Regions from separate parts of the Homo sapiens genome. Here regions 2 and 3 are each linked to region 1. A link is a loop called in an ENCODE intact Hi-C map of the cell type or tissue named here. Cell type or tissue: A673. All regions are shown on one strand.

Evidence for each region. A loop is a pair of places that touch in the nucleus more often than their neighbours do. Peaks named below come from ENCODE experiments on the same cell type or tissue, not always from the same donor. Only the 100,000 strongest peaks of a DNase experiment are listed, where the experiment ranks them.
Region 2: it touches region 1 in a loop (2.9-fold over the local background); 12 of 110 quality-filtered maps call a loop at or near these places.
Region 3: a loop joins it to region 1, with 3 times the contacts of the local background. A loop is called at or near these places in 4 of 110 quality-filtered maps.

What each region holds. Positions count from the first base shown.
Region 1 is chr7:11,339,739-11,347,738 of GRCh38, reverse strand. It overlaps LOC124901590 (a long non-coding RNA gene), which reads left to right and starts at 6,297. Exons shown (of 3, transcript XR_007060212.1): 1 at 6,297-6,391; 2 at 7,340-7,473; 3 at 7,558-8,000. In A673, CTCF peaks have their summits at 3,702 (motif pointing right) and 6,214 (motif pointing right); DNase peaks (open chromatin) are centred at 3,728 and 6,248; H3K27me3 peaks cover 251 bases.
Region 2 is chr7:11,209,095-11,217,094 of GRCh38, reverse strand. No RefSeq gene overlaps it. Among named protein-coding and RNA genes, the nearest start is that of PHF14, 240 kb to the right of the region's middle. RefSeq lists enhancers at 4,730-4,779, 4,870-4,919. In A673, CTCF peaks have their summits at 4,625 and 4,825 (motif pointing right); a DNase peak (open chromatin) is centred at 4,834; H3K27ac peaks cover 1,105 bases.
Region 3 is chr7:10,632,738-10,640,737 of GRCh38, reverse strand. The region is part of intron 1 of MGC4859 (a long non-coding RNA gene); the gene reads left to right. LOC124901588 (a long non-coding RNA gene) reads left to right here and starts at 2,486. Exons shown (of 2, transcript XR_007060209.1): 1 at 2,486-2,896; 2 at 3,632-3,776. LOC107986766 (a long non-coding RNA gene) reads right to left here and starts at 394. Exons shown (of 4, transcript XR_001745090.2): 1 at 229-394. In A673, a CTCF peak has its summit at 3,471 (motif pointing left); no DNase peak of the experiment used is centred here.

The DNA.
Region 1 (8,000 bases):
AGTATAATAAAAAAAGATTATTTCAAATAAACAAAAACTGAACCTCAGCAAGTAATTAAGATGTCATAAATCTACATAAAACAATGTAGTGAAGGAGAGTGTTGTCTTTAATAAACTAGATACTCATATGCTTGACTAAGGTGCTCTGGATTTTGAAAAAAAAACTAAGATAAATTCTCACTGTTTTAGTTGTCTAACACTACTATAACAAATTATCTTATTTTAATAATAAATTTTAATGATTTATTTTTAAAATTATTTAAGCCACAAATTTAGTGGCTTAAAACAACACAAACACTGGAGAACAAAAGTCTAAAATTAAGGGAACATCAGGGCTGGACTCCTTCTGGAAGTTCATGGGGAGAATTTTTTTCTTTGCCTTTTTCACCTTCTAGAGGCTTCCTGCATTCCCTCCTTGGCCCCTTCATTTCATCACTTTAGCTTCTTGCTTCCCTTGTCACATTTCCTACTATTATCTCTGATCTTCCTTCCTCCTTTGTGATTGCTTTGGGCCAACTCTGAAAATTCAGAACAACTTCCCCATCTTAAGATCCTTCACTTAATCACACTTGCAAAGTCCCTTTTACCATGTAAGATAGTATCTTTGGTGATTCTAGGGATCTTTTTTGGGGAGGGACATACTCAGCCTATCACATCCATTTATATTTATGCTCTTACTAAGTAGCTACACAGATGTTGCCAATATACATACAAATTCCAAATTGGAAAACTCTGCAGTAATTGTTTATTTTAAAGGCTTACACAATTTTTTTATTTTATATCTTGAATTATTTTTAAAAATAACCTCAGATTAGAAACTGGTTAACCTCTAAGTCTTTTCATGTATAGACATAGAAGAATAGTTGTAAATATGATTATGATCACTTTTTGAAAATGTAATCATTCCTAATCATGCCTTTATAGAAACACTTAGTCCAGAGATTCTATAGTCTCTCCAGTGAACCTTTGCAACTGTTCTTTTCCTAGAAGGAAAGGGAATGGGTAGTGCGGGAAAGGAACGGAGAGGAATAGGAGGGGAGGGGAGGTGAAGAAGAGAAGAGAGGAGGGAAATGAGAAAAGAAAGAGAAGAAAAGACAAACTGCAGTTTAGGAGAAGCAAAACACTAAAGTCTAAGTGAGAGTTCTCCTTGTGTCACTCATTAGTCATATGACTAAACAAGTCACCTTATCTATCCTCCTATATAAAACTGGGCCGATTACTTTCTGCCTTGCCTTTCTTACCAGCTGGGGCAAGGATCAAATGAGATACATACAAACTCAGGCTATTATCATCATCCTGCAGGGTGAGGCATTTAAACTGCTCATGTCCTACTTGTCATTAAGATCACAAGGAGAAACACTTCCAGTCTGAGCTATTTACCTCGAATACAGAGCAGGGTACAGTGAATCCAAAATTTCTTGTCTTCACATAAAGCCTTCCAAGGGGAAAAAGAAGGATCATTTTAAAAGTAAAAAGTGTTCTTTAAGAAACAAAGATGTCTGTGCCATGTACAGACTTAATGATGACTTATCTAGTGAGTATAGCTCAGTGAATTTGTGAGCAAAATTGGCCTACTCCAGCTTTATTTCTTCCACTTTCAAAAAGTTCTGTCAAGTTTTCAAAGAACAATGGAAAACCACCAAAAAGAATATATATTTCAGGCTGGGATGGCCTGAACTGTATAATTTGAGCTCCATCCTGTTTCCTGGGATAAAACCACTGCATTGTAAAATATGCTTATTCATATGATAGAGTCAATTGGCTTAAACAATTTTAAGCTTCTCTTAGTTGCCTGAGTTTCCAAAAATTATGTTTTTGCACATAAAACATCAAGAACTTCTTTAGCAAACCGCAACATTATAATTGGCAATACCACACCTCAAATATTTTGCGTGGACATATTCCAAATTCCAGGCCTTTAAGAGCTAGATGATTCAGTATTTCCAGATCTTCTCAAGGCAAGGCTGGCAATCAACTGTAAGAATCAACAGTAGCTTTGTCTAGCTTAAAGAAAACCTGCTTCAACTTCTATTTAATATTACTGAGAGCCATCACATTTCTCTTTGACAAGACTGTTTGCACAAAGGTTTCTCCAGAGAGAAAGCCATGAGATTAATTTACCTCCACCATGGTGATTGACTCCAAAGCAGCTGATGGGCAACTGAAGTGTCTCCAATCTCCCTCACAAATTACTCTAAATGGTTTTGAGGATAAACTTGCCAAGCCTGTTTTGCCTAGCAGCTCTGACAGAAAAATGGGCAATTGACTTAAATAAAAAACAAGAGGATCCATTTGGGCTCTTCATAATAAAACTGCCAAGGGGCCTTTGTTAGTTGATGTTTGAGAAGCCACAGATATATCACGTACATCTAGAAATTAAGGAGCCTGTTCTACACACACTTCTTAGGGAATTCGTGATCCAACAACATAAAGCTGAGCTTGTCTAACAGGTAAATGCAGAGTAAGGCTAGCAGGAGATTTCATAAAATGTGAAGAAAAACATTCATCACATAATGTTGTGAATTCTGTTTCTGTCCATTGTTCTTAATGCTGATGAATCCCAAAGGAGAGTAATGTATTTCTCTGCTCCACTTTTTCGGAGAGGTGAATTGTGTCTCCACAGCCTTAAATTTCAAGAGAACCTGACATTAGAAAATAATCAAACTCTCAACAAAATACACATCACTTCAAGGTGGCATTATTTATAAGAGAAAAACATTTGGAAATAGCCTCTACTTTTAGTAATTAGAATTGGTTAAATAAATCTCATATAAAACTATGAAAACTATTTTATAGTCATTAAAAATTTAGTTCTTGAATCACGTGGAAAAAATGTTTATCTTGAAATATCAGTTTTAAAAAGAACCAAACTGATTAAAATTTTGTCAAAGAAAAATTGTAAATATATTACATCTATGAAGAGGTTAAAGTCTGAAGAAGGAAAATATATAAAACTAATAAAAAAGGGTTTTTCTGGAGAACAAATTATAGGTGTCTTGTTTATTCTTTAATTATTTCTGAATTTTTCCAAGTTATCTGTAATGAACTTGTGCTACTTTTATAATCAAGAATTATATTTTAAAATCACAGAATTCAATCAGGACGAATTTCTTCCAAAAAAAATCACTAATTGATGATCAAAGAAAGCCAAATAATATGCCCTTGTATAATTACATACATTCATCTATGCAAAAAAATGAGTGAATTACATAAATAAAACCATCTGATACTATATTATACCATAGGAATAGCTACGTGTTCCTTTAGTCTTTGCAAGAGCATCTGTCACAGTGAAAATACTCCACGTGATACAGTTAATGAGAAGGTTGACGACGTATTTTTGAAAAAAGTTTTTTCTAGGACAAAATGGCTCTGTGATTTTTAATCCTTCCCAGGAAAGACACCTGCACTTAATTTCACCCTTTCTTCTAAAACCATTTATTCCATTAGTTTCACCATCTCACTTTTCACAGCAAATATTACAACTCTTCAGAAGCTCTGCAGAACTTAATAAAACAGCAAACATAGTTATATATCCAGCAGTCATTTTAGACAATTAAACGCAGTTTTCAGTTTCTCTACACGAATTTGATAAGTTGGAGCCCAGACATTGCTTTGAACTGTGATGAAAGGAGGAATTTCTGTTTCAAGCGACACCGTGCCCAATTTAAATTTTGGGAACGATCACCATAAAAAGTTGTCTTGACCAATTTATTCCACTAGATGGCAGTCTTGGGATGCTACATGTAACGAAATTGTGTAATTTCTGAACATTAACCAAAAGACTAGGAAAAAGCAAGGCCATGGGAAGGTAAAATGAGGTTTAAAACGCTACAATAAGGAAATATAAACAAGCAACGGGGAAAGATTTAGGAATCACAGCTGAGACTGATAAGGGGAAACAAAAAATGACTAGACTCTCCTATCTTTATTAAGCATGCATTTTCAGATGTATAGCTCACTCCCTTTCTTGCTTTGCTTTCATTAATCAAGCCCTCATGGAGCCAGTCCCCACCAGTGAGTGGACCAGATTCAGTGTGGCCTTGTGATGATCAACTCTGGCTTATGGCTCACATGCATGGCAAGCAAAAGTGGGGATCTAAAAATGCACAGAACTGCTTTGCTGCCCTCTGAAATGGAAGGGGAAGGGAAGATAAACAGACACCAGTTAGCAATGCAAGATGGAAGATGGATCATGTTCCTATACCTCCCAAGATACCACTTTATGCTAACTGAATGATTCATCTTTTTATGCTAAAGAAAACTACTTTGAATTAAAATTAGGCCATTTCAGAATCCCAGCAGTTTGAGATCACATCACTGATTCTTTCTGACTGAAGTAAAAGCTGGAAGTGTAGCCTTACAAAGACTTGAAACTGAAAAACACTTTTTGCCCAGAATAGAGAGGACATGTAACAGTACCTCATGCCTCTCATCAGGCTGTAGCATTGCAGGTAACTGCTTAATGTGGCTTTCTATGCTTTTCCTCTTTGGACCCTTACTTTTTCCAGTACTGGTTATGAAATGGAATTCAGGCTTCAGTTATTTCAGGAATGCCACAGATGAACTCAGCAGCACTAAACCACCTGAGAACCCAAGGACAAAGAACTATCGCTGAGTCTCTCATAATTGGTCCTTATCCTTCCACTAAAGTCATCACTATTTGAGACTGAATTGCTAGTACAAAGACTGAGTAGAAATCACCTAATGGCATTCATTTACTGGGTCAAGAAGGCTGTTTATTTTATTCTTAGAAAACACTGTTAATTCTTTAGTCTCCCCTTTCAAGAATTCATCTAGCACAATATTTGTCTGTAATTCTTATTAGTAAACCAGGGCAACTCCACAGATGTAGGAGAATGGTGTCAGGTGACTGCCTCATTATGAATGTCAGACTGAAGTTTAGGATATGAATTTCTAATTTTAAAAAATAGTCAATCAGGATGATAAAAATTTAGATAATCCTCAAATGCCAAAATGCTAAAAAAAAAAAAAAAAAGAAAGAAAAGAAAAAAGAAGCCATTGAATAGCACATCATTAGGAATAATGTGGAATAGAATACAAGCATCATCACGTACGCTATTACAAAAACTTAGTGACTATATATTTTTACCTAATCAAATATTGTTATTCGTTTCAACAGAAAGTAAATACTTTCTTTATCATCCAAATTGTCCATCTATATTGCACTAAATGTGTACCTGAAAATTTCCTGTTCAAGAATCTGTATGTATTATGTTTTGAAATTCAGTGTACAATAAATCCACTGTAAATCTATAAAATAAATACGTACTTGAACAGAGATGCTCATACAAGCATACATTGGGATAATATGAATGGAATGAATGAAAATATTGAATTAAGAAGTTTGATATGGAAAATATAAGACAATGGATATATTTTTCCTGGGGACTTGGTAGGTCTTCTTAAAAGGCATAAAGGAAAATATTAATAATTTTGGCAATATTAAAATTTATAACTTTGTTGCAAAAGGCATAACAAAATTAAAATATAAGAGATTGAGTGAAGTTATTTCCATTGTGCCTCCAAGACAAAGGATTAGAACCCAGAATATATATAAAGAATACAAATTACCCAACAAAAACAAATTGGCAAATATACCCAGCAAATCTCAGGTTAGGACAAAGTATATAAATATGATCCCAACTCTTCTGTGAGCCAAGGGAAAGGCTAAAGTAAAAAAAGGACAGTTGAAAGCAGAGGTGGAAATGGAGGGAAGACAGAAGATAATTTCATTGCCTTTGCATCTCCTCAGCTGTTGGCTACAATTTTTTTAAACTTTTACTTGCCTACCATTTATTTCAACTTTTGTACATGAATTAACTATGTTTTTTTAAAAAAAAAAAGTCCAGATTTCCCTAGTTTATTGTATCAAGAAAGCCTTAAACTCTATTCACAATAACTCAAAGACACCAATGCCAGGTAGAAGAGGAGGTGGTTGAAGAAAAAGAACAGACACTCTATTGCATACAAAGATGTAACGAACATTTTTAAAAGAACAATGGTCAAGTCTAGCCTTTAGGTGTAGATTTGATTCTGCATCAAGATGATGAATGAAATCCTGTGTATGGATGGCACTCAAATTTCAGATATGGTTCTGAGATTCTGACAAAGTGGACCACTTTAAACCAGGTCTTGTCTAGGAAAATCATAAGCAACTCAGCCCAGGCTTTACAAGTTGGCAATACAGATTTCCACAAGAGAGCAGCACGTCCTCAGTTTTGAAAAGTACGTTGGTGTGTTTTGCTTCCGTTCTCCACTCCAGATTTTTTTTTCCTTTCATACCAATGGCTGCTAAACACAAACATGTTTGGCTTCATCTGGGAACACTGATGTGAACAGAATACATTCCTCCTCTATGCAGGCACAGGTGAGATTCTACTGCACACATGCTTATCATTTGCAAGAACACAGACCTGACCCAGCATAAAGAATGTGTTAAATGACAATGGGGACAGTGGAGAGCTGTTCGAGATTATGTAATCTCATTCTACACAAGCTGATAGAATTTTTCTCTTTATTAAGCATTGTTTACCCTCAGAAAATTTATCTTCCTCTCTTGGGTGAGTATATATTCACCAAAAACTTACAGCAACATGTACTGCTTATGTAAACATACGATGGATAGAGGTACTGTTTTCAACTTAAAAATATATATATTTATACAATTTAGAACCTTGTTTCCAAGGCAATTAAATTACAATGTTTTCATCTTGACTGAGTACCAAAAAGGTGCCAGGTTCTATAGTTCATATGGAAATAAAGTTAGGAGGGTATTAATAATATAAGAATTCAGTTTTTATTGTCTTTAATTTTAACACACAAAAAGAAAAATTGAATTTTGCAGTAAATATATTTTCCAAATTGGTAAAAGTTATTTTAATCTCAAATCTTACTGTCTGCATAGACTACTTAAGCATTTTGTAATTTAAGTAATTTTGATTTAATGAAACATCAAAGAACCTAAAAGTAAAATCCTCTGTTTTTTACCCTTATTATCTATAAAACAGATTTGTTTTGTTGGGTTTTGTTTTTGTTTTAAATTCCCTGAAGCTTGGGTTGTTTTCCAGGGTGAATTATTTACTAATACCTATTACCCTCAAAAAAGGAGATTTCCCATCAAACTACTGGCATCCACTAAGTAATAATAACCTAAGAAATCAGCTGTGCAAAAAAAGCTACCTAAAGGGGCCAGGAATGAATTACTTGTTTCATAGATAATTCTGTCTCTGCACAAAAGAAACAGGGGAGGGCTGCATTGTTCTTTTGATAACAAATAATAGAGACCTTCTCTTATTTTCTCCTTTGCCTGCTCCAGGAATGAAGATGGAAATTTAACGCAAAGCATCCTGGTCCTTGCTCATTATGATTCTGTAAAGTCCTGCCATTTAGGAAATGTGTCTCAATTTCTGTGGAGATGAAGCAGGAAGGTCAGACTGAGCTTTAATCAAGGTATCTCCCTGCTGGGGTAGGAAGGCTTCCCTCCCCTCATATATGTGGCTTTAATTTGACCGCTTTTTTTTTTTTTTTTTTAAGTGCCTGAAGCCATGTCAGGGTCTGGCCATGGCTGCTATTCACTTAATCCCTGAAGCCCAGTGAGTATACTGATATTGTCATTGACAATTTACTCTTGCGGTATTTTTCTGCTAAACTGAGAGGGATTTTGTCACTGGTGCACTATCAAAAATACATGAAGGACTTGCCCCTTATTAAGAGATGCCATGTCAGTTGAGGTCACATTTATAATGAAACCCCAGCAATGAGGAGTCTCCATCCCTCACAGGAAACAAGGAAAAAAGCAGAACTCTTAAATTGCTCTATGCTGCAAGGAGGATTAGCCTCCTCCTGGGGAAAATGTAGTGGGCTGTCATGCCATTTTGTTCAAAGGATTTCCCCTTCTTCTCGCTGCCTTGAACTCCTTGTCATCGTCTCTCCCCTCACCCTGCCCCACCAGCATCCCCAATGCACGGGCACGGCCC
Region 2 (8,000 bases), 130 kb after region 1:
TTGAAAGCTCCAGTTCACCACTCCAAATATTGTATTTGGCCTCTCAAAGATGCAAGTAATAGTTAATAATTGTACAGGGAGGTTCTCGAGATTTTATTGTTGGTGATCTCCACTGGGAAAGTGAGAAAAGGAAAGTTGGAATCCGCCTAATTATGGAGAAGAATTTTCTAAAAGAATTGATGCAATTACCTCACCATGAAAGATACAAAAGGCACGGGAAGGTCATATTAAACATATTTTGTTCTGGATATTGAGTTTATTTTTGTTTAAAAATGTATGGTGAAGCTCAGATAGTTTGGAACAATGAGCACAACCTAGCCATAAAAAAATGGTGAGCACAAGGTACCTAACTCTTTGTCCTCCTCAACAAGATAAATCAGTTGAATCTTCTTTTCTCTGAGTAGCTCTTAAGACTGAATAAACTGTTGAGAGATAAACCCACATGTCTGATATTCAGAAGCTGAGAAGGTGAGCATTTTAGAAGATTGAAGACTGAATTTATTGCAATTAACATACTATATACATGTGTCCAGAAACCCAGCTCTGCTCCTCTATGCCCCGCCCTTTCCCTCATGAACAGGATCCTTGGCACCTACTGCTGTTGAGTCTCAGTCAAGGAGGTACTTTTAAGCCTGCATCCTTTGCCAGCCTCATTCATTCCAGTGGAAACTGCCTTGAATGCAGAGTGTCTGGCCATGGGACAGGGAGTGAAGGCAGGCAGTGGCTGCCACTATTTACCAAATAAGTCTCTATTCCTTTTTTATTTTTTAAGTGCCTAGAATTGAATGCTCAGTTCTATTGCTACACCTGAGTGCGTAAGGAAGAAGCTATAAAACTCTGGCTAGATCAGCAGAGGTACTCCTAACAATAATTAACTTAATGAAAGTGGAATGGGAGTATATTGTTAATTGGTATAAGTGCATATTTCTTTCTCTAAGGTACTTTTGTTATAACATAAATGCATTTTTTTTTTTGAGACGGAGTCTCACTCTGTCATTAGGCCGGAGTGCAAGTGGTGTGCGCCACCATGCCCAGCTCATTTTAAATGCATATTTTAAATCAGCTTTTCCTGTTAGCTGTTATTGGTTTCAAATCTTTCTTATTGCATTCAAATTAATTATCATCTGACATTTTCCTATAAATCTCTGCTCAATACACATGTTATCATGGATCTGTTCCAGAGAAACTATCAGGTACCTGAATAATCATATGTTCTATATCTTTGGCCCTGATATGTTAACAATTGGTTTTCTTTAGTTCCACTATTTACTCTTCAAGACTAAAAACTGTGGTTTCCTCCTTCTTTGGTGATTCTGAAGCATTTCCTTGTTTGGTAGGGCACTCCACTCATCTCATACCCAAAGGAAAGAACAACTATTGAATGGGATGCTTACGACCATTCTTTTTCACATCCAAACTATCTCCAAATCCTACTGATTCCGCTTCAGCATGATTTCTCCCTCTCCTCCTTCATTGCTACCAGCCCCGTACTCTGTGTGTATTTCCGCGATGCTTCCTAACTCTCCTCGCTAATTCTAACATAATTGTTCTGATCCATTACCACCCACTGCCGCCACTATCACTCTAAAACACAGTCATGATTGCATTTAAAAACTTTTGATTTTTTTTCATTTCTTCAAAATTAAATTGAGTAGAGTACTTTGCACACTAGGCAAAACTATTCTTAACTTTCCTCTATCTTTGGACCTTCATCTCTTGCCACTTCTCCCCAGGTGTCCTTATCTCTCATCACCTGAAGTTACTCCCAGTTTCCTAAAACATACTGCTTTTATTCATGTTGTTCCTGCTTCCTGGTGCCCTGTGACCATTTACAGAACCCCCAAATGTATATATGGAGTTACTCTACATTCTACAAGACCCTCTGTAACAGGATGTTTTCCCTGGAGGCATTCACAGATGTGCCCTGCACTGTCTTTATTTTCTGTTAGTATCTTTCTATTAATTTTAAATATAATGTGTTCTAAACGTGAACACGTGTTAGTGCAACATAAACTGATTTGTTTAATCAAATTCCGGATTCCTTTAACTAGGTGAACAGGAATGATAATGGGCCAAGGGATTTCCAAAGAACACTTTATGGACAAATATTTATTCGGTCAGTCTGTTATTTTATTAAGGATTTACCATATGCCAAGCATTTTTTGGAGCAGGTAAAGAATAAAGAGTTGAACAAGACAGTTTCCTCATGAAGTTTACATTCTGAAGAGAAGGGTGGTGGGGAAGAAAGACATTTTAAAATAACCATGTAATATTAGTGAGAGATAGGAAAAAAAAGGATAAAACAGTGTAACAGGAAGAGTGACAGAGCATTCAGGAAAGGCCTCTTGAGTGGTAACATATGAGCACAGAGCTAAACCAAGTGAGAGTCTCACCAGGCATGTGAAGTCCCAGGGAAGTTTAAGTGCAAAGGCCCTGTGGCAGGAATGAGTGCGCTGTGTTCATGGACCAATTAGCAGGCCTGTCCAGCTGGAGCAAAGTAAGTGAGAGGAGAGTGGTGGAAGAGAAGGCTAGAGGTAAAGGATTGAGGGTACATCTGGAAGGGCCAGGCACAGGGTGATGGTTGAACTGAATGCACTGGGGTTGTTCCCCATCTGTCTTCATGAAGCAGAGCTGTGGAGGCATAAAGACCATGATCTCAAATCGGGTAGAGGGGACTGGAGCTGTCAGTGACTTTACTCTGTCTGCTTCAGATCTCTGACTTTCTAGGCCTTCCCAAAGACAAGATCTAGGATATCCATAACAACTCCTAAGAAGAGAACTCACCAGTGTTTTGTCTGCTTTTTGCCTCAAAGGTCCATAAACCCACCAAGTTCCAGACATTATAAGTATCTACCATTGGAGTGAGGGGTAGGGGAAGACAAAGAAGGCTGTACTGAGCTTCCCATGTGACCACAGCTTGTCAATGACTAAGCTTCTGTTTTTGGAGCCTACAATTATGTTTGCAAATGTTATAATGTAGGAATCATCTAGGAACTTCGTTTAAACTGTAGATTTCCATGTTCCCCAACAGTCGCAAATACGCAACATTCACAGAATCCGCAAATAATAAGGATCACCTGTACATATATGGTGAAGGAAGGGACCAATTTCCATTCCTATCATTTGTTGCTGCAAAGAGAGCCCTCAAAGGTGCTGTGACTATATAGAAAAGTTGCTGATGGCAGCTGTTTACTTAGTAATGATGGAGTTTACTTCCTATATACTTATATCGCTATTATTCTATTCTATTACTCTCCTATTTAAATCAAACACTCTTGAAATAACAAATGTCTTCTGAAAGTGGCCTCATCCAAGACTTTTCACCCATAGTTATTCATATACATACTTTCTATTTCTTCCCCAAGTTTCATGAAACTCAGTCTTTTCAGATCAAAGCAGCTCAGAGAGGTGTTTAGAGGGCTCCTCTAATGGGACTCAGTGCTGAGGTTAAATGAAAACGGGCCATGACAGAAGTTTCCCTGACATGCAAGGCTCTGTTTTGTTACAGTTGCCTTCCTCTTGTCATCTGCATCTGCTGAGTGGCCAACCCCAGTGTCAGACAAGAAGTAAATGTGAGATTTAACAGATTTGCTCTTGAACAGCTGATCTTGCATAACAAGACTGCAGCAAGCTGTCAGATCCTTATGTCCCTAGTCTCTGGACCTTTGCACCTTCTCCTGTGCTGCATTCCTGCTGACCTATTATCCTAAAAGTGTAAAATGCTAACTTGCTGTCTGACTTGGTATTTTCCATGAGATCCCACAATTTGTAAGACAGGAACTCAGTGTCTCAAATTCATTTCTTTTCCTAACTTGTTAAATGGGGACTGGTGAGTCAAATGGGGAATACTGCAGTTTTTTAGACTTACAGTGCAGTTAGAAATACCAATAACACTCATCCACGAGTACCACAATGCACACAAAATGACAAAAGGATAAACAAAGAAATTATGGCAAAATCTTCATCATAAAAACAGTGGCTATACTTGTTTCCCATGTGAGTGCTCCAGCAATTTAAAGATCTAAAATATGTGAAGTAGTTAACCCATGACCAGTAAGACCTCATGTGTTTATCCAGTGAGAAAATGTCCTCTGGGCATTTTTCTGCAGCTTTGCTTATTTGCCTTTGTTTACATATAACAATGAAGCCATCTTGGAATTCATCCCAGTCCTTGAGAGAATTTCATGAAATGTTTAGCCAATGATTTGTTTTCAAAAGCAGTCTAGTTATCAGAGAATAATAAGAAATTATCAGTCATAATTTCAAGTGTTGATCTTTCTGTAAACCTAATAATTTAAATGTTCATTGTTTTAGCAATTCCTTTTTTCTTTACCAGAACATTTCCCTGTTTCTTATATCAGACAAAGTTCATTTACCGAATAAAACCTAATGAGGACACCTTTATTTACAAGATGTTTTATAAAAACAGAAAGAATAAAATAAGACATTAGTAGTTCAGCTTATCTGACTATGTTTTTTGTCCCCTGCCTACAGACATAAGCATCCAAGCAAGCACATGGGAGGAGGCTCAGATCTGTGCACCCGCCCACTGTCCTCTACATCTCATTTGTTTGCAGAGGCCATATTTTAGACACACCGTATCTGAAAAACAAATGGAATTTGCTTAATTAGGTGCATCTTCCTGGCAGCAAAGACAGAGAGAAGATAAAGCACATTCAGAGGAAAATGCTATAAGCTGGAAAAAAAATGGTGGGGGATCCTCTGCCATGGCTAGTAGCAAAAGACATTAAAATGTGAATCTGAATGTCTTTCCAACACCCCATTCTAGTGCAGATGCAAATACTAACATGATCCAGCAGATGGCGCAAGGCTAACTCCAAAGCCTTCTAGAAAGCTAGAACACATTCATTCCGAAGGGCCCCAAATATCAAACTAGAGAACTAATAAGAACTGTTATACAGTACACCTTGGAGCTATTTAATTATGTAATTTTTTTTCAGTTCAACACAGTCCTAGAATTACCTGTCACATTCCTTTTTCTCTCTTTTTTCTGCACACAACAGTAAATTTGGGTGGTGCTTGTTAGAGCAGACAGCCAAACAAAAATCACTAAATACACACACTTATTCTATTCTGTTTAATCTGTTGGATCTACTTGTCTTTCAATACATAATTAATGTACCCAGATCTATTATTTTTATGTGATTTATTCATAATCATATAATTAAAAGTAAATGGAACTGAGAAGTGTGGAAGGCTTTAAAACAGGAAGGAGGAATCTAGTGGTCTTTAATGATGTCAAAAGCTCTCTTGTTTATTCATTAATAACTACTACTTTTGCCTCAAAATTTCCTAAGTTTTTGCAAGCAGTGCAAATCTAATTGTCTGTTTCTTGTGCAAAATTCAGAAGGAAAATATTTCTCAATTACCTAAGTTGTAAAACTACACAAAAGGACACTGAGTTTTTAATAGCAACATTATCTGGAGAAAAAGAGGACCTTCCAAGAATGAAAACAGGATGAGTGTCATAAATGGACAGTCATGACATTCTATGTTTTTTTTTCCCCTCCAGGATCACCATCCCCACCATTAGGTTTTGATTTTACAACAACGTATAGCTCCTCTTAGAAAATGCTTAGGATGGTTTCTACATAGTAGATTCTTTCCAGCCTAATTAATAAGCTAAAGTGACCGTGTGTTTTTCAGTTATAAATATCAGCGTGTGTGTTTCCTGCTGACTACAGCTTGTACCCACTCACTTCCTTGCAATTAACATGTTATATTGTAATTTGTGGATCATGTCTTTACTTCTCCAACTATATTGTAAAGTTCATAAGAATACGTACTTTTATCTTTATACCCCCAGTGTCTAGCAGGACCTAACACATAGAAAATACTTCACAATACCAGCGAAGTAGTCAATTTAATAAAGTGTTCATTCAATCAAAAAGTTCACTTTAACCAGTTATGTATAGGCTTCTTGAAAAGAATTTGTTTTTTTTTTTTTTTTGCAAGTAACATCAAACAGTGGTGACATCTCTGGTGGTCTCTCAGCTCAAAATCCTTCCAAGAACTGGAGATACTGTTCTTTCTAAACAATTTGGCTCCCCCTCACCTGCGAGAACATCAGCAACAGCTATACATGGGAAAGAATATTAACAAGAACTTCTACTTCTTGAGAATTAAATGTGGTTGAAATGACCATGAGTTCAGTCAAAATAGCATTGTCAGTAGCTTCAGACAAAAATAGTCAGAAAAGGCAGTCAAGAGTAGCGAGTTGGCTGCTAGAACTCCAGCCATTCAAAAAATTTTTTTTAATTTAAAATAAAATGAAAAAATTTCAAAGTAGATGGTACACTCCTCTTGGTTGATGACTGTCAACAAGGCTTTTTTCCCTACCATTTATAGGTGTTTTCTTCTAATTCCATACAACCATTTTTACTCAATTTACTTCTCCCCCTTCTTGACATATTTTGCAGTTGCTGAAAATTATACTGAATGTAAAAAGAAGAAAGGAAACACCTACTCAGTGGGGATAAGATCACATGAAAGGATGTTCCTCAGTTAGTCATTTGGGTCACCTACCTATCTTGAGGCAGTCTGTGTTCAAAACAAATCCTGAAAGATAATTATAGTCCCTTTCGCTTTTTATTTTTGAGTGTTTAAAATTTACATAAGTAAAAGATGCTGGTACTATGTTTTCACCTTGTACAATAGTATCTAATTTTCGCCTCTACAACCACCCCTCAGTTACATTTTCCAGAGTGATAGTTCCAACTTTTTATTCCTTTCCAGAAATGTCACAGGTATATATAATAATATACACATACATACGTGTGTGTGTGTGTGTGTGTGTGTGTGTGTGTGTGTGTGTGTGTAATGTTTTGTTCTTCTTTAGAGACAGGGCCTTACTATGTTGACAAGGCTGGATTCGAATGCCTGGGCTCAAGGGATCCTCTCGTCTCAGCCTCCCGAGTAGCTGGGACTGCAGGTGCTCATTACTGGGATCCACACATGTATATATATTTTAAAATGGAATTATACACCACAAACTGTTCTAGGGCTTGCTTTTTTCAATGCACACTACTTGTTTTAATACTGAGTAATATTTCATCGTGAAGTTGCACTATAATTTATTTAATCAATTCTTTTACTGACCAATGTTTAGTTTGTTTTCAATTTCTCATTTCTAAAGGGCACTTTTGTGATCATCCTTCTATCTACCTTTGCATGTTTATACAAGCATATCAGTAGAAGAGTTTTCCTAGTAGTGAAATTGCATGATCAAAGGGAGTTCACATTTTAAATTCAACTACATATTTCCAAACTGTCTCCTAAAACAATGCACCAAATGACTTTGCCACCAAGAGTATACAAACACTCCCCTCTGCACCTTGACAAACTCTCTCCCCAGGTGTATTTTATTATTAGCTCACAATAACTAAAAATATAAGTAATCATAGATAATTTGTAAAAATATAGGAACAGCAGGAAACACAGAAGATAAAGCTTATTCTTCACATATTATATATTACTATAATTTGTGTTATTTTCATTATTTTTGTAACAACAAAAATCAAAAACATATGATAACAAAACATGGAAGGATAGGAATATAATCAGTGTATGTATAAACTCCAATTTGTTCTGTCTGTGAGTCCCCTGCTTGCTGAGACAAAGGAGGTAGGCTGTTGGCTTTAACCAGAAAAAAATAAAACTCTATTACCCACAATCCTTACAACTTCCTTGCTCGTTGATGCAGCAGTGACAATACAATAAATCTGCTTGTTCATGAGAGGCTGACATAGCCCAGTTTAGGAAGGTAGCACACGGGGGCCTGTATCATCATACATCACCTGCAGGTGCTGCTGGCCGTGCTCTGCAGAGTGACAGTGCTCTGATTTTCCTCTTTTTTTGTCACCGACTCCTCCAGACATCACTGTCTCATCAAATGTAGCTGATTCCTGGCCATATTTTCCCTCTTCTTGTCACCTTCCATTACTTGTACTCAGATAAATCTCCTTGCTTTGGCAGAGGGG
Region 3 (8,000 bases), 710 kb after region 1:
GCAGCTACTCCCAGTACCAACTAGCAGCTGTTCCTTCAGTAGTGACCCTGGTGGAAAACAGTCCTTTTAGCAGTGGCTTCAGCTTCCAGTAGTTTTTTCATTTGGCAAGAGTGAATTCAACCAGCAGCTCTGCTCTGATAGAGGTTTCTGATCTTTCATGTGTGAGACAATTTAGGGTAATGAGAGTGATTCCTTTTGCATGTTCCTTAATATTCCTGTGGTACTTACATGTTAAGATCACTTAACAGCTCCCTCCGCCACCAGGCTGTGTGCTGCTTCAGTCTTTGGGAACGTGGCTGTTCCAGGGAGGGGAAAGTGAAGGAATCTAGGGCAGTATTTGGGTGGCCCAAAATTATCTAGAGTTTGTGTTTGTGTCAGTTATCAGGAACTGGGATCTTGCTTTGTTTGTGACTTCATCACTTACCTTCCCACTTACCTGTCCTAGCACATAGATGATGACACCTTGTTCTAGTTCCTTGACCCGCTCCTCATTCTCAAGTTGAGAATGCTTGTCCCCAGTGAAATGCTCCTGTTTGTCCCCAATGAAATGCTGCTGTTCTACCTTGCTTTTGCCCTTCTTGCAGGGTGAAGACTTCTTTCTCTCATGCTCCAAAGACACAGAGAGTTCCAGTAAGTGGATTCAGGCCTTTCCTTTAGGCCCTAAGTCCTGCTTCTGAACACTTACCCCAAAGACAGACAAAGGGAGGAGTCTTGCCAAGACTTCTAGGCAGTGTTAAACTGACTGTGGTTTTTGGAGCCTTGATTCCAATACAATCCACCAGGTCTGCTTTATGTTCGTGTAACCATCAGACAGACCTCCTAGAAAGAGAGAGCGTATTATCTTGAAGATACATTCTAGTCTCCATGTTTCCTAAACAGAAAATATCTGGAAGCTTTGTTTCACAGTTAACTCTCAAGGTAATGTATGTTTTTCTATTCTCTCCGTCCCCTTCCTTCTCTGAAGTCTAAGCAATGAAATAGTTTTCTCTGAGCCTGGGATCTGGGAGGCATTCTGTTCTTGGAGAATAACGAGGAGGAGAATATCATTCACTTCAAATGATGATTGGCTCTTGTTAAGAGCACACTATCACATTTAACTCTTTCCTTAATGTATGGAAAAACTGAGTGCCAGGGAGTTTCTAAACTCTGGCATACATGGATTTGGAAAAACCTTCAATTTTTCTTTATATATCTCTTTTTTAAGATATTCTGGGTCAAAATGCCAATTAAATTCCTTGAGAAAACTTCCCAAAGGTAAATATGCAAATTTACCCTAATTATGGCCATTCATTGCATATGAATATGCCCTTTCTTGTAACAGAATTGGTTTCTGTTATTAGATATTTCCATGTATTAAGTATTTATCATTACTTTGATAAATTAACGTGATGCTAGATTACTGACCCTTTCTTTTACAATTTTTTTCCAGACTTAACAGTGGGAAGCCTACATAATCTGCTTTTAGCCATGTTTGGTTGAAAAAAAGTTTTAGTTATATCCTAGCTGTTAGTGTTGAAAATATTCATTGAAGAAATGTTAGAAACATTAACAAGTAAATAAGATGAAAGATGAATAGCTAAAAGATTATATATGTAGTAATTAAAAATTTAACAATAATCATGACAGTGAAGGTGTGGCATCCAAGGATGATAGTTTTACATACTTCAGGGATATTTTGGGAGGGTCAGCAAAGCAAAAATCCATGCCAGAAATTAATACCCTAGTGAAAGTCATAAAAATATATAAAAGTTATTAATAATCAGTGAAAAGGGCATGGGTTGTTTGATAAAATAGGAATTTGTGTTTCAACTTTTATTTCTTACACTTCACTATATCTGTGACTTCAGGAAATTTACTTATGTTACTGATTTCTCACCTTTCCTGTTTTATTAAATGGATCCAATAATGATAATATTTATGTCACAAGTTATTGTGAAGCAAAATATATGAAAGTGCCTTATAAATTGTAAAGCATTGTATAGATGCCAGTTTTATTTATTTATGCATTCATTTCATTATTTGCAAAGCAGTGCTGTAAGCAGGGTGGAGACTACAATAGTGTGCTGAACACAAGGGACAGAAGTCCCTGACATAAAAGAGCTGCATTTTATTTCAAAGCCAGAACTTTAAGGCTGACTTCTTTCTCTGTATTAAATCCACTGGAGTTTATTTATAACTTAGCTTCATCTAAGCTTGAGGAAAGGTTTAAAGGTTGAAGGTATTTGTGTTTATTTAGTCAAATTCTGTGTCACAAAAAGCTTCCACAATGTTTACTCTTAAGATTATTTGGATGATGTACATAAAGGGAACAAGGATTGGCTTTGGGGTATTTATAAATTAAGATAGTGAAGCCACTGAGAAGTTCTCAGTAGAACTATCTGTTTCTTTGCTTCTGGATATACACTGTACACATATATGACTGCTTTAAAAAAGTGTTATCTTGAAAAACAGACTTCGTATGACAGTCGAGGTCTCTCAAATTCTTTAAGATTTGATTAAAAATCTGTCTCCTTGAAGACATCACTTTGGCTGTAACTGAGAAACAACTATGATGTCATAGTTGGGTAGACTGTATCAGCAATGGTGCATTAATATTTCTGGTCCCACATGCTCTTTCTGTTACTCGTCCTTCAAGAGATAGAGTCAATTTCCATTTCCTTCAACTGAGAAGGGCCTTTGTGACTGCCTTGATGAACAGAATGAGGTGAAATTGAGGCTACACATGATTTCCAAGGTTAGGTCATAAAATAAGACAGCTCCTGCCTGCCTCTGTTCCTCTTGGGACATTCATCTTGTAAGAAGTCTAGCTACCCTTAATTCAGCATGCTGGAGAGACCCTGTGGAGAGGGCTCACAGGAATAGATGTCTCAGGAGCCTCAGCTGTGACAGTTCCCAGGTATTTGAGTTCTCCCTGAACACTGGGTTTTTGGATGGTGATATGGTTTGGATGTTTGTCCCTTTCAAATCTCATGTTGAAATGTTATCTCCATTGTTGGAGGTGAGGCCTGGTGGGAGGTGTTTGGGTTATGGGGGCAGATCCCTCATGTCTTGGTGCTATCCTCACAAAACAGTGAGTTCCCTCATGATCTGACTGTTTAAGAGTGTGTGGCACCTCCCCTCCCCTCTTGCTCCCAGTCTTGCCATGTGAGATGCCTACTTCCTCTTCACCTTCTGCCATAATTGTAAGCCTCCTGAGACCTCAACAGAAGCAGATGCCAGCACCATGCTTCTTGTATAGCCTGAAGAACTATGAGCTAATTAAAACCTCCTTTCTTTATAAATTGCTCAGCCTCAGGTATTTTTAAAAATTTTTTTTGAGACAGAGTCTCACTCTGTCACCCAGGCTGGAGTACAGTGGTGCAATCTTGATTCACTGCAACCTCCACATCCTGGGTTCAAACGATTCTCCTGCCTCAGCCTTCTGAGTAGCTGGGACTACAAGAGTGTACCACCTGTAGTGCACCACCTCCTGGCTAATTTTTGTATTTTTAGTAGAGACCGGGTTTCACCATGTTGGTCAGGCTGGTCTCAAACTCCTGACCTCAAGTGATCCACCTGCTTCTGCCTCCCAAAGTGTTGGGATTACAGGCATGACCCACCACGCCCAGCCAGGTATTTTTTTTTTTTATAGCAATGCAAGAACCGCCTAATACAGATGATTACAACATCCTGCCTTCAGATGCCCTGGCTGTTGCTGATAGACCAGAGACAAGCCATCCCTGCTGAGCACTACCCTTATTCCAACTTCATAAGTAAATAAATTTTGCTACTTTGGAGTGGCTGGTTTGAAACCATAGACATCCAGAACACATAGTAGCCCAACTGACCATTTGCTTATGTATTTAGATTGAGGCACTATTGATATAAGCTCTGTAGCTTTTATCTGTTTTTATTGTTTTCATTAACTTTATATAACCACTAGATAATAAATGCCTTGAGGACCTCTTTGCGTTGGATCTACTCTATATAAATCTTTTGCATGGGATACACTGCTATGTCTATGTTGAAACTAGTGGCATTTTTTGATATATGGGGTTATCCATTATGCTTCTTTATGTCTAGTTTATCCCGTTTATGTGGATTGAACCTCTTGTCTCATTGATTATGTGGAAGCTTTGATGGATTATTTTATTAATTAGGGAGATTTGGGCTGCAAGTAGCAAAAATACAACTGAAAGTGGCTAAGCAAAAAGACATGTAATATCTCATGTAATAAGACGCTTAGGGGCAGCATGCCTGCAGATTTTAGCACTGTCAACCTTGGCATGTTTGCTACATTTTAGGCTTGCCTCCTTAGGGTCACAAAAGGTCTCTTGGTCTTCTTGGAACCACATTTAGACTGGAAAACATCCAGTTAAAGAAGAATGGCTTTCCTCCTGTTCACTCCTCTTATTTTTGCAGAGGCCCACAGCAGGCTTGCCTTCAAGGGCCATTAGTTAGCATGAGTCAAATGATCTTGGAAGTGCCTTGAATAATCAAGCAATGCCACCAGAGATCTCCAGGATCCTATTAGATACTATTTTATATCATAGAAATGGTATCTGAAAAGTTGGGGATCTTATGAAGAAAATATTAGATTGCATCAAATTTAGTCATCTTTAGTGTTAGGGAAAACATTTGCACAGTATAAGAGCAAAAATGCAACATATAATTATGTAATAAATGTGTACAGAGATTCTGCAGACTTTGAGTCACTGAGACCTACTACTCCCTTAGTTTTAAAATTCTTCTCTTAGATTATAAAGGTAATTCAGAATACTCTAGCAAGGCTTGTGAAAAAAAAATCCAGTTAGTGATCCAGGTAACTTCTATGTTTTACATTTTTATTTATTTAATTTTAATTTTTTTATTGAGAGAGGGTCTCACTCTGTCACCCAGGCTGGAGTGCAGTGGTGCAACCTGCCTTCCAAGTTCAAGTGATTTTCATACCTCAGCCTCCCGAGTAGCTGTGATTACAGGTGTGTGCCACTATGCCTGGCTAATTTTTGTATTTTTCGTAGAGATGGGGTTTTGCCATATTGTCCAGGATGGTCTCGAACTCCTGGCTTCAAGTGAGCTGCCCATGTCAGCCTCCCAAAGTGTTGGGATTACAGACATTAGCCACAACACCCAGGCTAAAATCTATGTTATTTAAACAATTGCAACTGAGAGGGAAATTATTCCTTAAAATTGCCTGTTATGACATAAATATTACCTTAATAGTTAAGTGCCTTTCAACCTTGAGAAGACTGAGAATTCAGTGATTTCTAGTGTTTGAATGTATCCCCCAAAAAGCATGTGCTGGAAACTTAATCTTCAATGTAACAGTGTTGGGATGTGGGGCCTAATGGGAGGTGTTTAGATCATGATAGTGCCACCCTCATGAATGGATTAATGCCAATTATGAGAGGGCTTGAGGCTGTGAGTTTGATCTCTTGCCTTCACATGTTCTTGCCCTTCTGTCTTCTCCTGTGGGATGATATAGCATTAAGGTCCACACAAGATACTGGTACCTTGATATAGGACTTTCCAGCCTCAGGAACTATAAGATATAAATTTATTTTCTTTATAAATCACCCAGTCTGTGATATTCTGTTATAGCAACATGAAGCTGGCTAAGACAGTGATAAAAAGTTTAAGATAATCTAACCATCATGTTAACAGCATATTTGATGGTTTATATAATAATTCTTATGGAATTCGTTTCTGTAGAGTTACAAGTCAGCTTTGTTATTCCCCTTAAAATATAAAATAGTTATCAATTTTGGCTTGTGTTTTATGATAAAATCTTAATAGGTTTATAGACAATGTTGAAACATTCATGAGAATGTATGATTAATCCTGCTAATAAGTTTAATTTATTAAATATAAAGCTGTTTTAGAACTCAAGTTTTATAAGTAAAATAATTTAAATATTTTAAATTTTGAATACACTTAATTTATAAATACAGTTTGAAGTATTTAAAGTTGTTTAAGTTTGTAAGTGATGCCAAGCATTAATCAAAGGACCTTTAAAACCAATTATTAAAACATGCTAGGTTATTAGTAGAATTATCATAAACTCTATAACCTGAAAGTTTAAAGAGAACTGTTTTTTTATATATGTGATTTTAATAAAATGAATTTTAATTTTTTAAATAAAAGTAAATGTACAAATAGATTTTCTTTTCTGGACACAAAAATGCCCTTATGCTCACCAAGAAATTCGTATTTAACAGCAAGGACTTATTTACAAGTTCATTCCTAACCGGTCACTGCAAATGTAATGTGTCCACAATGATTAATTTAGACCTATTATTTCACCACAGGGACCTGAGGAGGGGCCTCCCTTAATCTCCTGGTATCCTAGCTCATGTTAACAAAATCAGCCCATCCATCATACACAGAACTTCACATGATGTTTGCTAAAAAATAAAGAACTCTTTTAACAAAGACATTCATAATTTTTATTTCCTGGGAGGAATACTGCCATCTCTTTGTAAATCTACAATATTTTTACTCTTCTAGACAAATGCAACCCCTTGATAATTTCTGCACGCTTGAGTGGATAAATACTATGACTTTCAAATTTGTTTTATACGTATCCTTTCAAATAGCTGTTTTGAAGTTTCTTTATTTATATCTTAAAGGTTTCTTTTCCCCAACCTGCTGAACATCCTGAGGTTTCATCTTCCCTACCTGATTGTCACAAGGATACTGCTTCCCTTCTGACCACATGAAACTTATGAAAGGTGCCTTGGGAATATGTCAGTATAAAAGACAGGCTATAATTGGGATACCTTCAGGAACTGGGGTGTGGGTGTTCTCAGTCCTTGTCCGGTGAACTCTTTCCCTCTTCTTTTCTGAAATGTGTTTCTTATGAACAGCAAAGTCTTACTTCTAAATTCTGAGTCTGTCGTCTAATTGCAACACAATTAAATTCAGAGTTCTGCTGGAAAGAAATAAAGGAGGGTGTGGGGAAGATGATGGCTGGTTAGGTAGCCACAGTGTCTGCCATAATCTTTCAAATGGATAAAACTTTGATCTTCTGACACTGTTCCTTTGGCTGCAAGTATATAAGATATTGATGATATCCTTTGATTAATATAAATGGTTGAGGTGGTTAAATTTCTGTTTCCTTACAGAGGTGCTAAATGATGTTTTATAATAAACACATATGTTTTAAGAATAAAGCTCTTGAGACATTTAATTATTTTAATGGGGGAACTAGGCCAGACAGTCCATTCCAGGGAACAGAGATGCTCAAGTATTTATTAGTAGAAACACTCAGATATGATGAATGTGAAATATATTAAAAAGAAACACAGAATGGCAAGAGTTTAACAGTCTCAATTAATGATGTAATTAGGCTAGAATAATCTATTTCCTTTGGATTATCCAATCATTAATCTAATAAATTTTTTTCTTGAATGCCTGCATCTACAAAGCACAAAAAGATCATAGTTAACAATTTTATGATCTAGGTGGGACACAATCTGTGAACTTGAAAAGATAATTAACAATATGATATTGAATTTGATCATTGGCAGATAAGCTGTCTAGGCACATGATGTATAGGAATTTGGGGGGAGAAAAACAGTTTCAGCTGAAGTGATATGGGATGGCTTACAATCTAAACCTCTTTTCTGAGATCTTGGTCATTTGGATCTGGCAGTTGTTTAACCACTGGCTCAAACTTCTGTCTAACAGTCAACCCAGTCACTTAAACAATACACGTTTAATTATCACTCATGCATGTAGTGCTTGGTTTCCATTTGAGCTTTTACAGGAGATCACAGGCTTAGAAGACAGCCTTAGCTTGAATACAATCTCATGAGAAATCTTGAGCCAGAGGCACCCAGCTAAGCCACACCCAGATTCCTGATACAGCATAACTGTAAGATAATGCCTGTTTGTTGTTTTAAGTTGCTAAGTTTTGGGGTAACTGGTTTTATTGTAATTTACAACAAATGCAGGAGTTTATTCAAATGATACTGTTAATTTGAGATTGAGTGTATTCATAGGCTTGAAATTATATGCCT